2 separate regions of the Mus musculus genome follow, and region 2 is linked to region 1. Evidence: chromatin loops called from intact Hi-C (ENCODE). Cell type or tissue: gastrocnemius. All regions are shown on one strand.

Evidence for each region. A loop is a pair of places that touch in the nucleus more often than their neighbours do. Peaks named below come from ENCODE experiments on the same cell type or tissue, not always from the same donor. Only the 100,000 strongest peaks of a DNase experiment are listed, where the experiment ranks them.
Region 2: it touches region 1 in a loop (2.2-fold over the local background); 4 of 42 quality-filtered maps call a loop at or near these places.

What each region holds. Positions count from the first base shown.
Region 1 is chr15:96,283,912-96,288,911 of GRCm38, reverse strand. It overlaps Gm38469, which reads left to right and starts at 1,514. Exons shown (of 3, transcript XM_011245785.3): 1 at 1,514-2,896. The coding sequence starts at 1,659. The coding sequence ends at 2,402. It overlaps Arid2 (AT rich interactive domain 2 (ARID, RFX-like)), which reads right to left and starts at 1,390. Exons shown (of 21, transcript NM_175251.4): 1 at 1,126-1,390; 2 at 925-1,018. The coding sequence starts at 1,217. In gastrocnemius, CTCF peaks have their summits at 2,082 and 4,888; DNase peaks (open chromatin) are centred at 2,896, 3,311, 3,637, 4,626 and 4 more places; H3K4me3 peaks cover 5,000 bases; H3K27ac peaks cover 5,000 bases.
Region 2 is chr15:95,969,180-95,974,179 of GRCm38, reverse strand. Ano6 (anoctamin 6) reads right to left here. Exons shown (of 20, transcript NM_175344.4): 20 at 1-1,685. The coding sequence ends at 1,479. Among named protein-coding and RNA genes, the nearest start is that of Gm41389, 60 kb to the right of the region's middle. In gastrocnemius, CTCF peaks have their summits at 2,650 (motif pointing right) and 4,605; no DNase peak of the experiment used is centred here.

The sequences.
Region 1 (5,000 bases):
TAAGCCAGGGCTGCTTGAATCACTATGTTTTCATCAGAGAGCCCTGTATTTAGCAGCACTTGTTTTGTTTTGGGGGGGGGTTGGTGGGTTTGTTTTGTTTTTGAAGCCCGGACAATAACCAATCGCAAGTCCCTCTGTCGCCCCCTTTTAAATCTCAACGCGGTCCGTTTGCAGTAAAGAAAAAAAAAAAAAAAAGTTCAAAAGGATCAATACTGCTCCGGACAGCGACGTCCGCGAGCTCTGGGGGGGCCGGGGCCGGGGCCGACTCCGATCCCTCTCCCAGATCTATCCATCTCCATAGGCCCTTCTTTGAGGCCTACAGCTTCTGCCTAGCCTTGAAGCCTAAGATGGCTATTTGCAGACAGGTCCTGCTTTCTTTTGTTAGCTGTAGAAAGCCAGGGCGAGCGGGCCGAGGCTGTGCCCCCGGCCGCCGGGATCATTTCGCAGCCGATTATCGATGTTAAACCTGCCCGCGCTAATTTTGAGTTGCACGAAAACTGCTCAGAGTCTGTGTGTCTCTGTGTCTCCGCCTGTGCTAGAGCGGCAGCGGCGGCGGCGGCAGCGCTGACTCGCGGGCGGGCGGGCGGGCCGCGGGCTCGGCGGGCGGCGGGCGAGCACTCCACTCGCCCGCGCTCCCCGCCGCGCCGCTCAGACCCCGCGGGGCCGGCCGGACACCGGGCAGGGCGCTCCCCGCCGCCGGGCCGCACCGCCCGCCCAAGCCCCGCGCCCGCCGCGCGCACGCGAGCCACCAGGCCGAAAACAGCCCCGCCGCCGGCCGCCTCCGTGGGCCACCGGCTGCGAGCGCCGAGAACGCCGTGTGTCCCGCCGATCGCCCCCCCGACCCCGGGCGCCTGCTCCCGGGTCGGAGCAGACTTTTCCGAGCAGGCCAGCGAGAGGGAAATACAAATTAAAACTTCCACTCACCTTCGCGAATCCGCCTAAAGTAGTGACTCTGGTGTAGAGCCCGTGAAGATCCAGCTCCTTCCCACCCACCGCAGGGATCTTCTTAAACGGCGACCTGCGGGCGACAGAAAGCCCCGCACTTGTCACCGGGACCCCGCGCCCGCGGCGGGCCCCCGTTCGCCCCGGCTCGCCCCGGCGCTGCCCCCCCGGTCCTGCTCTCACCCTCTGCTGTGGTGGAACTGCCGCAGCTCGTCCAGGAAAGCCAGTCCCTTCCTCCGCTCGTCCGGAGGCGCCTTCCCCGTCGAGTTTGCCATTATTTTGCCAAAGGAGGTCTCCCGAAAAAACCCAGATCGCGGTTCAAACGCGGCCCCCGCTCCCCGCGCTCCCTACCAGCGCCCGGAGCCCATTCCTCGGCCGGCGGTGGCGGGGCTCAGTCATGGGCCGGCGGTGGCGGCGGCGGCGGCGGCGGCGGCGGCGGCGGCGGCGCAGGGAGGGAGGAGGGAGGGGGAGGAGGCGAGGAGGAGGGGAAGGAGGGAGCGGGAGGCCAGGGGGAGCGCAGGGCCGGAGGGAGGGGAATTTCTAAAAAAGTTTAAAGAAACGGGAGCGAAACTAGAGGGGCAGGCGACGGGCGGCCGGGCGCGGAGCCGCGGGGCGAGCGCGGCCCCCACCCTGCCTCGCCGCCTCCCGCGGCCCGGCTCTGGGCCGCCTCTCAGCGCCGCCGGCCCTGGCGGCTCGGCCCGGGGACGCGATTCAACATGGTGCTGCGGCCGGGGGGCGCACGAGCCGACCGGGGGCCGGGCGAGCCGAGGCGAGGGGCCCGGGCGGCCGCAGGCCTGGGAGTTGCGGCGGCGGCGGCGGCGGCGGCGGCGCGGCGGGGCCGGGGCAGGCGGGGCCGCGTGGGGAGGGGGAGGTCTGTGTGGTGGCTTGTGGAGAGCGGGGTGACAGCGTGGATCCGGGCCGCGGCTCCGCGGGGCCCTCGCACACATTCACGCGCGGCGGCGGCGGCGGCGGCCCGGGCGTCCCCGGGCACAGGCTCCGGCGGCAGCCGAGCCGCTGCGCGCCGCCCGCCGGCCTGCCTGCCTGCCCGCCAGCCTCCCGTTCTCTGCTGCCGCCGCCACGGCCGGGCCGCCAGCGCCGCACAGCGCCCCCCGAGGGCCGGCCGCGGCACTGCGCCTGGCTCCACACGGTCGCGGCGGCTCCTCGCGGGGAACAATAGACTCGGCTCGCCCGGCTTAGGGTTCATCTGCAATGTGCAGCACATTTCACACGCACACAAAGCGGGCGGAAAGGGGGGCGGCGCGGGGAAACGGCCACTACCGGTTGTTCCGGGCTTAGGGGTGGAGGCGATGTTCGCGTCCCCGGCGGCGCCCGCCGGGCCTCCGGCCACACTGAGAAGCAGGCTCGCTCGGCGCAGCCCCGGCGGCCGCGGACGAGTCCGCTCGCCCCCTCTGGAGACGTTGCTAGCGGGAGGCGTTGGCCTCCGGGCTTCATCGTGCTAGCACGAAGCCCGCCGAGCACATGGTCCATGATGGGGCCGTAAACTCACTTTGACAAACTGTAGGATCGAATAGGCTGGAAACTGCCTGCCCTACTTTTGTGGAGCTAGAGTAAGGCTTTTCACTCGTCCTCCCTTTTTTGGTCGGTTTGGTGCACCGAACCCGGAGGTACGCAAACGGTAATCGCGCCTGTTGGGAAATAACCTCCCAACTTTGAGAATAACACTGCTTAGGTCTTTTTTTGCACTAGTATCTGAAAAAGAGGGCAAAATGTTTTTCCCTTTCAGTTTAAAAAAAAAGAAAATGTGTACATAGGGAATTCAAAATTTGTATCTTTTTTTTTTTTTAGTACCACTTAAATTTGCATTTACCCGGGTGTTGGAGCCCTCCCCGGTCTGCAAATGTGGAGAGCCTCATGCTTCTCCTTTGGTCTACTAGGATTCCCATTTTAGAGACAGCCACCAGTGGCAAAGTCACTAGCCCAAGGTCACAAGCTGGTAAGAGTCTGGATGGGTTTATTTCAGGTAGTCTTTCCGATGGGAGCACCTATCGGGTGACGGGGAGGAGTATATTAAAAAAAGAGAGAATTATGTAATAGAGCGGAGCGTGCTTCCGGTACTCACTCTAGGAAACGGGTTTATTTCCCAAGTAAAGTTTATGTCTTCAGTGGGGTCGGGATAAGGTGTGGCTAGCAAATTCCTGACACCCGAGGACCAGTGAGTGCCTCGCAAGCCTGTGAGGGGCGGAGACCCTGGCCGAGGAGGAGGAGGAGAAGCCGGCCGGGCCCGAGGCGAGGCGAGGCGCGCTGGTGGGGAGAGCCGGGCTGGGCCAGCGGCCGCCCCTTCCCCCGCCGCCTCAAGGGCAGCGGCGAGCCGGGCTGGCCGGGCTGTGCGGATTCCCTGCGCTCCGCACTTGCGCACGGCCCCTTGCGTAACCGTCAGCGCCGGGGATTCCCTAGAGGGGGGTCACTCTCTGCAACCATTACACACAGCCGAGCTCCGGCCGCCGCGCCTCACAAAATGGCGGCGCCCATGGATCCGCCGGGCGGCCGCTCCCCGGGCCCCATCTTGTGCGCGAGGCGAGAGACCCGTCACCGTGGAATACCTCCGCCGAGGATGCAGCGGACCCGGGGGGGAAGCCCGCGTGGGGTGTGGGGGGGGGGGAAGGACCGCGTTGCCAAGGACGTCGGCGACTCCTGGCCCGGCGCGCCCTGTCCTCTTCCGTCTTCTCCGAGCGAGGCCGCGCGCCACGGGAAGGGTAGCTGAAGGCAGAGGCGGGGTGGGCTGGACTGGACTCGCGGCGGGGTGACCGCGGGCCCCGGATCCGGAGGGACGAGGACCGGGAGGGCCCGCCGCCGTCGTCGTGCGCGCTCGCCCGCGGGGACCGCGGAGGGCCTTCCGGCTCCAGGACCGCGGCGGAATCGGCGATGCCCGCGGTGGCGGCCCAAGGCGACCCGGCGGACGGGCCCTGCAGCCGCGGGCGCCGTGGGGACGGAGGCGGCACGAGCCCTGACTTTTAAAGTCGTCGGAGCCCAACCTGGGACTACTGTACGTTGTTGATGTCTCTAGGTGGACGTCGGAGCGTCCTTCCACCCCACTCCTGCGCCGCCGGGCAGGCAGGCAGGCGGACTGGCCTGCTTGGCTTTGATTGTCAGGTCCAGGAGCAGAGTGGAGGGATGACATGTCGGCCCTTTACAAGGGGGAGGCTGACACTCGGAAGGCAGCGAATGCTACGAGTGTGTGTCTATCCACACACGTACTTAGTAGCAATTTTGGTTTTCAGAGAAAGTGTCAAAGGCTTGGAGGGAATCTAACCTTTTAAAGCTTTTCCAGGAATTTTTTAGGGTTGCTTTCTGTAGAAGAGGTGTAATCCTCAAAACGGAAGTCTACTGATGGATAGAATTTAAATTCTTAACACTTTGACTAGTCTCTGTTTAGTGAATACAAACCTAAAAGTTGATGTTATCGGATGGATCACAGAGCAGTTCAATTTTCCTGAAATCAGCGCGGGGGGGGGGGGAGGGAATAGGAGACCAAAAGCAGCCATCTGGTTATTTGCTTGGAAAGGAAAACTTAAGGGCAGAGGGGAGTTTATCTGGGTTTCTGTGTCATCTTCCAGTTGCATTAGCCATTGTGCTTGTGTGGTTCTGTGGTGACTCGTTGAGATACTATGATGGCACCTGCATATTTCCGTCTGAGCACTGAACAGTCGCCTTCTGCACATTCCACAGCCCATCTTCTGCCCCGCCCTGTGAGTGCTGCTGGCCCATGGAACACAACATAGTTCCTGGTCCGGTGTGTTCCTACTGATGGCTACCATATTTGATAAGTTTAGCTACGACTGCTCAGTCTTTATCCCTCGCAAGGATGCCGTCTGTGTCTTAGCACTCACCCAAGCCGCAGGAGAATATTTTTATGCTTTTGTACTGAAGTAACCCCGGTGGGTAGTATCACATTTCTTATTACCATAATACATTCCCAATAGTGGGCAGCATAGAGCAGGTGGAGCCTACACAAGGCGTGTTAGAGATGTGCTGACAGTTTTACAATAGGTATTCTCTAACTAATTTGATGTAAAGTACAATATAGCTCAGAGCTTTCA
Region 2 (5,000 bases), 310 kb after region 1:
TCAGCAGCGGCCCGATCCCCAAACAGTGTGAGGCAGGTCCTCCCTTCTTCACCCAGCACTGACCTCTGTGATCAGTCAAGGGTGCGAGGTATCGCCATGTCTCCTCCAGATGGACTGGAGGAGAAGCGGAGCACAGGCTGCAGAGAGACTGCTCAGCCAAGCAACAGGGAGGGCAAGGCACTAGGAAGCTGAGGCTTCGCAGCAAGCCACCAGCAGATAAACCAGCCTTTCCCATAACCCCCTGATGGCTTGAGAGGAGGCTTGGGGCTCAAATTCAACCCAGGGTTTCCTTCCTCAAAGGGCAACAATCTTGGTAGACTTGTCTCCAGCCCAGCTGTGATTACAAACGAGTTAGCAGGCAACGAATGGAGCTGGGCAAGGAAGCTGGTCACCGTGGCAAGCAGAGAAGTCAGTAGGGTTCCCAGTGAGTGACATCTGCCACAGAGGGATCACAGGATATGGCTAGTGATTGGGTAGCTGGCTGTTGCTCTGACTACGCCCAGTGTCGTCAGGCCACCAGCCTTTTTCAGCGAGCAAGGCAGAAGGCGCTTGGTGATTGGTAGTGCCACCCTTCTGCATCTGCTAAGTCCGTTCTCATGAAGTGGATGGGCTTCCCGGCCCATGATGCTGAGGACGAGACAGTTACAATCATTTGATTATCATCTACCAAGAAGAGATAAATTAACCGTTCAGATCAACAAGGGCTGCTACCTTTTCATCTTATATACCCTTAAGATCTGAAAGCCAGTCAACATTGGTCAGACCCAGAGCATGCTGGGAGTATTGCTAGAGAGCAAATGTCACCGTGGAGTAACAGGGACAGGCTTCTTCATTCAATACCCTCCATCTTCATGCCAATCTAAGACGAGTATTTCTTGGAGGTGGAAATACAGGCTGAAATGATACAGAAGCTGTTTCATACGCAGCGGAGTCTCCTTCCTTGGAGTGTACAGTAAGACACTGAAATACTGTGAACTCTTGAGCCTACCTGGGACCTAACACAGCATCCAAACTCAATCCTGAGCTGGCTATTGTTGATAACACAGAGGCGATTAAGGCTGAGGTCTGCCTGGTCTTTGGTGATGGTGCTGTCCGGACAAAATAGGTCTGGGATAGATTTGGCAAAATGCAAAATTAAGCACAGAAAAGGAGCTCTGCACACGTGAGGTCAGAAAAGCGAAGTCCCGGGGAGAACTTGGGCACACCTCAGGGCTTTTTTTCCTGTTACTAAAATTCCAATTTATCAAAAGAGGGAGCATGTTCAGGACCTCCAGGTAGGTGGTTTTAGGCTCTGCCTGATCAGTTTTCTGTTCTCCAGTTTCCACACTGCTTGCTGAAACTGGAAGATGACACAGGCAGAAATGGGCATGGGCAAGACTCCGCCTGCCTAGGAGTTCCAATGCCATCCTCTCTAGTGCTTCACACACGTCTGACAGCTAATTCTCTTTAAAGTGCTTCTCCAGGCCTAAAGCTCCCGCTCATTCGAGTTTTGGCCGCACGCTGTTGTCAACCGTTCCTCCTATCCTCTCGGCGATGATCCCCATGTTTTTGGTCAGGTCTTTGAGGTGACTCTCGTGAAGCAACTTCTGCGTGAGGTATTTCTCCCTCTTGATCTTGCTTTTCGTGATTTTGGACACATCTGGAATTGCGTAGGAAATGAAGAACTTCACAGAGTAGATGATGTGCTGCAAGGAAGAGAGAAGACCGTGTCAGAGGGGGGCCGAGTCCCCGAGCTTTACTCATGTCATTATGATGGTGTGTCCGGACAGGGTAGACACCGTGGCCCTTCAGTCTCAAAGCAACGGGATATAAGGGAGTGATCTGTCCGTGTTCAGCGGTACCATGTTCCTTTAGCATGAGCGAGGAGTCCACCTGACTGTGTGTGTTCTCATCCACATACTACAGACTACCACTCCAGCACACGGGAGACCGAGTCTGATGTCAGTTTGGATGATGTAGTGAAACAAAAAATAATAAAACGAACGCCCCCAAATCGTCCATTAAGCTAAAAACCCAGACCCCTGACAGTGCTGTTGTATTTCCTAATTCTCTGTTCCTTTCTCAAAGGTACTCTCCTATATGCGATGTTACTATAAAGGAAAGAAGAAACCAAAATATATACGTGTTCACCAATACGTATTTACTCTTGATTTGAGCTTTATAATAGTACTTGACAGTATTTCAAAAACAGCCTTACTTACTTTCTATGTGTTTTCCCTGTATGTATGTGTGTGTCCCATGTGTGTACACCACCCATGGATGCTAGAACGGGATATCGGAGCCCCTGGAACTGGAGCTACAGATGGCTGTGAGCTGCCATGTGGGGGCTGGGCACTGTTGCAGATCCTCTGCAAGAACAGCAAGTACTCTTGACTGCCAGGCCATCTCTCCTACCCCTCTAGATAGCCTTTGGGGAAATACCTTTTTAAAATTCAAAACTAGTTTCTAAAGTTCTTAGTGCCAATTCCATAGCTGGTTCATATTGGTTACTTTTACTGTGTGTAATACTCCCAGTGAGTACACTGCAACACGTATGTTCTGCTACTGTTAGGCATAGGGTTGGTTCCCAGTTTTCATATTAACAGTGCTGTTGTGAATATGTAGCGAACAGTCTCCGTAGGTTTATAAAGAGCAGGAACCTATAGGGGGCACTGCTGAGACGCTTGGCCAATCGAATGCCCAGTTCTACAGGATGACCGAGTTCTTTCTGGAGCGGTGGCACCTGCTTAGGTTGCTCCAGCAGCTGGGGCAGTTTTGGCTGTGCTCCATCTCAGCACTTGGTGAGATCTCACTTTTCCTCTTTTACCGATTTCTGAATTTCAAATGGACCCTGACTTTGGTCTCCCTTAAGCATTTGTTAGTCACTGTTCCAAAGCCCCTTTGGCTACGTATGTTTCATGTATAAAAGAGAGATAGACGAATAGCCATAAGATACTTAAAGAGAAGTGGGGAGTGAGGGAGAGAAGAAGGAGGAGGAGGAGGAGGGAGGGGGAGGAGTGGGGGAGGAGAAGAGAGGAAGAAGAAGAATAGGTTGTACCTAGTATCAAGCACTGCTTAGAGCTTTGGGAGAACCTAGAATGGTGCAACCCTCATGGAGTGCAACAGGATGCTGAACGCAGTACAGACACTTTACCCAGTGTAGTCTGCACACACACAACCCAGCCAAGAGTTAAAGGGGCGAGGGAATGAGTCATGGAGGTATCAGGAGGGCAGAGTCAGAGCAGGGGAAGCTTCCAGAACATGATCTCGAGTGCTGAGGCTGTAAGGAGAATCCACAGTGAGAGCCACAGACAAGGCTGGACACACCACGACAGGGACTCTGGCTTTTATTCCAAGGTCAGAACTCCGTTGTTTCCAGGTAGAGACCAGGGCCCAGCCGGGCAAGAAATGACAGTGGCTTTGGCCTGGTGGACCTTGGTTTATCCAAAGTCCTGTGTTGAAGGCTGACTCCCAGCTGGTGATGCGATTGAGGGGGAAGGGGTTAAGCAGGAGGTTAGGCTATGATGTTGTGTGCTCGTAGGGAACACAATGGCTGCCACGAAGGGAGAAGCTTCCTTGCCATAGCATTCTCCTGGTTTGGGGTACTACCTCAGTAGAGGTCCAAAGAAAGAGGGGACCATGGATGGAGACTATCAGCCAGGGTGAACCTGCCAGCATTGCAATACAAAGCTAGGCAAGACTGAGAAGGGGTCAGTGGTCTACTATTGAGGGAAAAAGCCAATAGGCTTGAATGTGGGGGGGTGAGAGAAAAGGAAGAGGGGTGGGAAAGGTCCTGTGAGATTGGCTAGATGAAGATGTCATAGCACAGAGGAGGAGACTGTGGAACAGAGAGAGACCGGGCCAGCCTAGAGTGGGTATGAGAACACACACGGACGTAAGAGAGCTAACAAACAGAAAGCTATGGTGGCACTGGGCTCACACTGAGAAGAGACACTCGTTTTTTTCTCATCCTTGGGGCTATTTGGGTTTTTCCTGCTAAACCGATGTGACCACAGATTAAAAAATGTACTTCAATACTGTCTTCATTGTATTCCAAATGTTCTGGCATGTTTATTTCCACTATCATTTGTTTAAAAAGTTTTAAAAAATTATATATCCTCTCTTAATATCTCTACTGCTTTGCCAGTTGCTCTGGAAGATGCTGTTTAATTTCTGTGCACATGTGTGCTTTCTGAAATGTCTCATCTAATTGCACCATACGCAGAAAAGCCACTAGATAGGATTTTAATTTTTAATTTTTAAGTGTGTGCTGAGATTTGTTTTACAGCTTCCCATGTGACGGGCCCTGGCAGGGTGCTCCACTGTGGAGAGGAATGTGTGCTTTACCCCAGGCAGGCACAATGTCCTGTGGGCATCAGTGGGGGCCACCTTGTCTAGAGCGCAGTTCCTTGTTTGTTTTGGGTAGAGATGACCTGTTTACAGCTGAAGGCGAGCTGATGAATTCCTCTGTCACTGACACCCGCTTCTCCTTTGAAGCACACTGATAGACTTTTGATACTATAGGCGATGTATTGTTACTTTTTTTTTTATAATTGTTACTTCTTTTTGCTGAATGGACCCTTTTAGTGTTCTAACTTTCCTAGACTTTTTTCCTGCTTTAAAACACTAAATAATTGTTTTCCTGAAGCCAGGGGGCAGGCTTCCAGGAAGAATGAGAGGCTGGCCCTGTTGGTGTTCACTGCTGGGTAACATGTGGGCAGAGATAGCTGCTCAAGGAATTCGCCACAGGACAGACATTATGGTCACCATACGCAGAGCAGGATAGATGACTTAGGAAGTAGGAAATGACTGGAGAGGAGGGAGGAGTGGGAGGGGAGTGGGAAGCAAACACTGCCATGCCTTTAGGGACCCTGACCTCAGTTGGGGAAGAGCAACAGAGGCTGGTGAGTACAGCAGATGTAGCAACAGTTGCGAAGCAAGAGAGTGCAACAGAAGACTCATCTTAAGTAAGTAAGTAAGATTCATCTCCTCCAAACTCATCTGTATAGAGGCTGGTAACA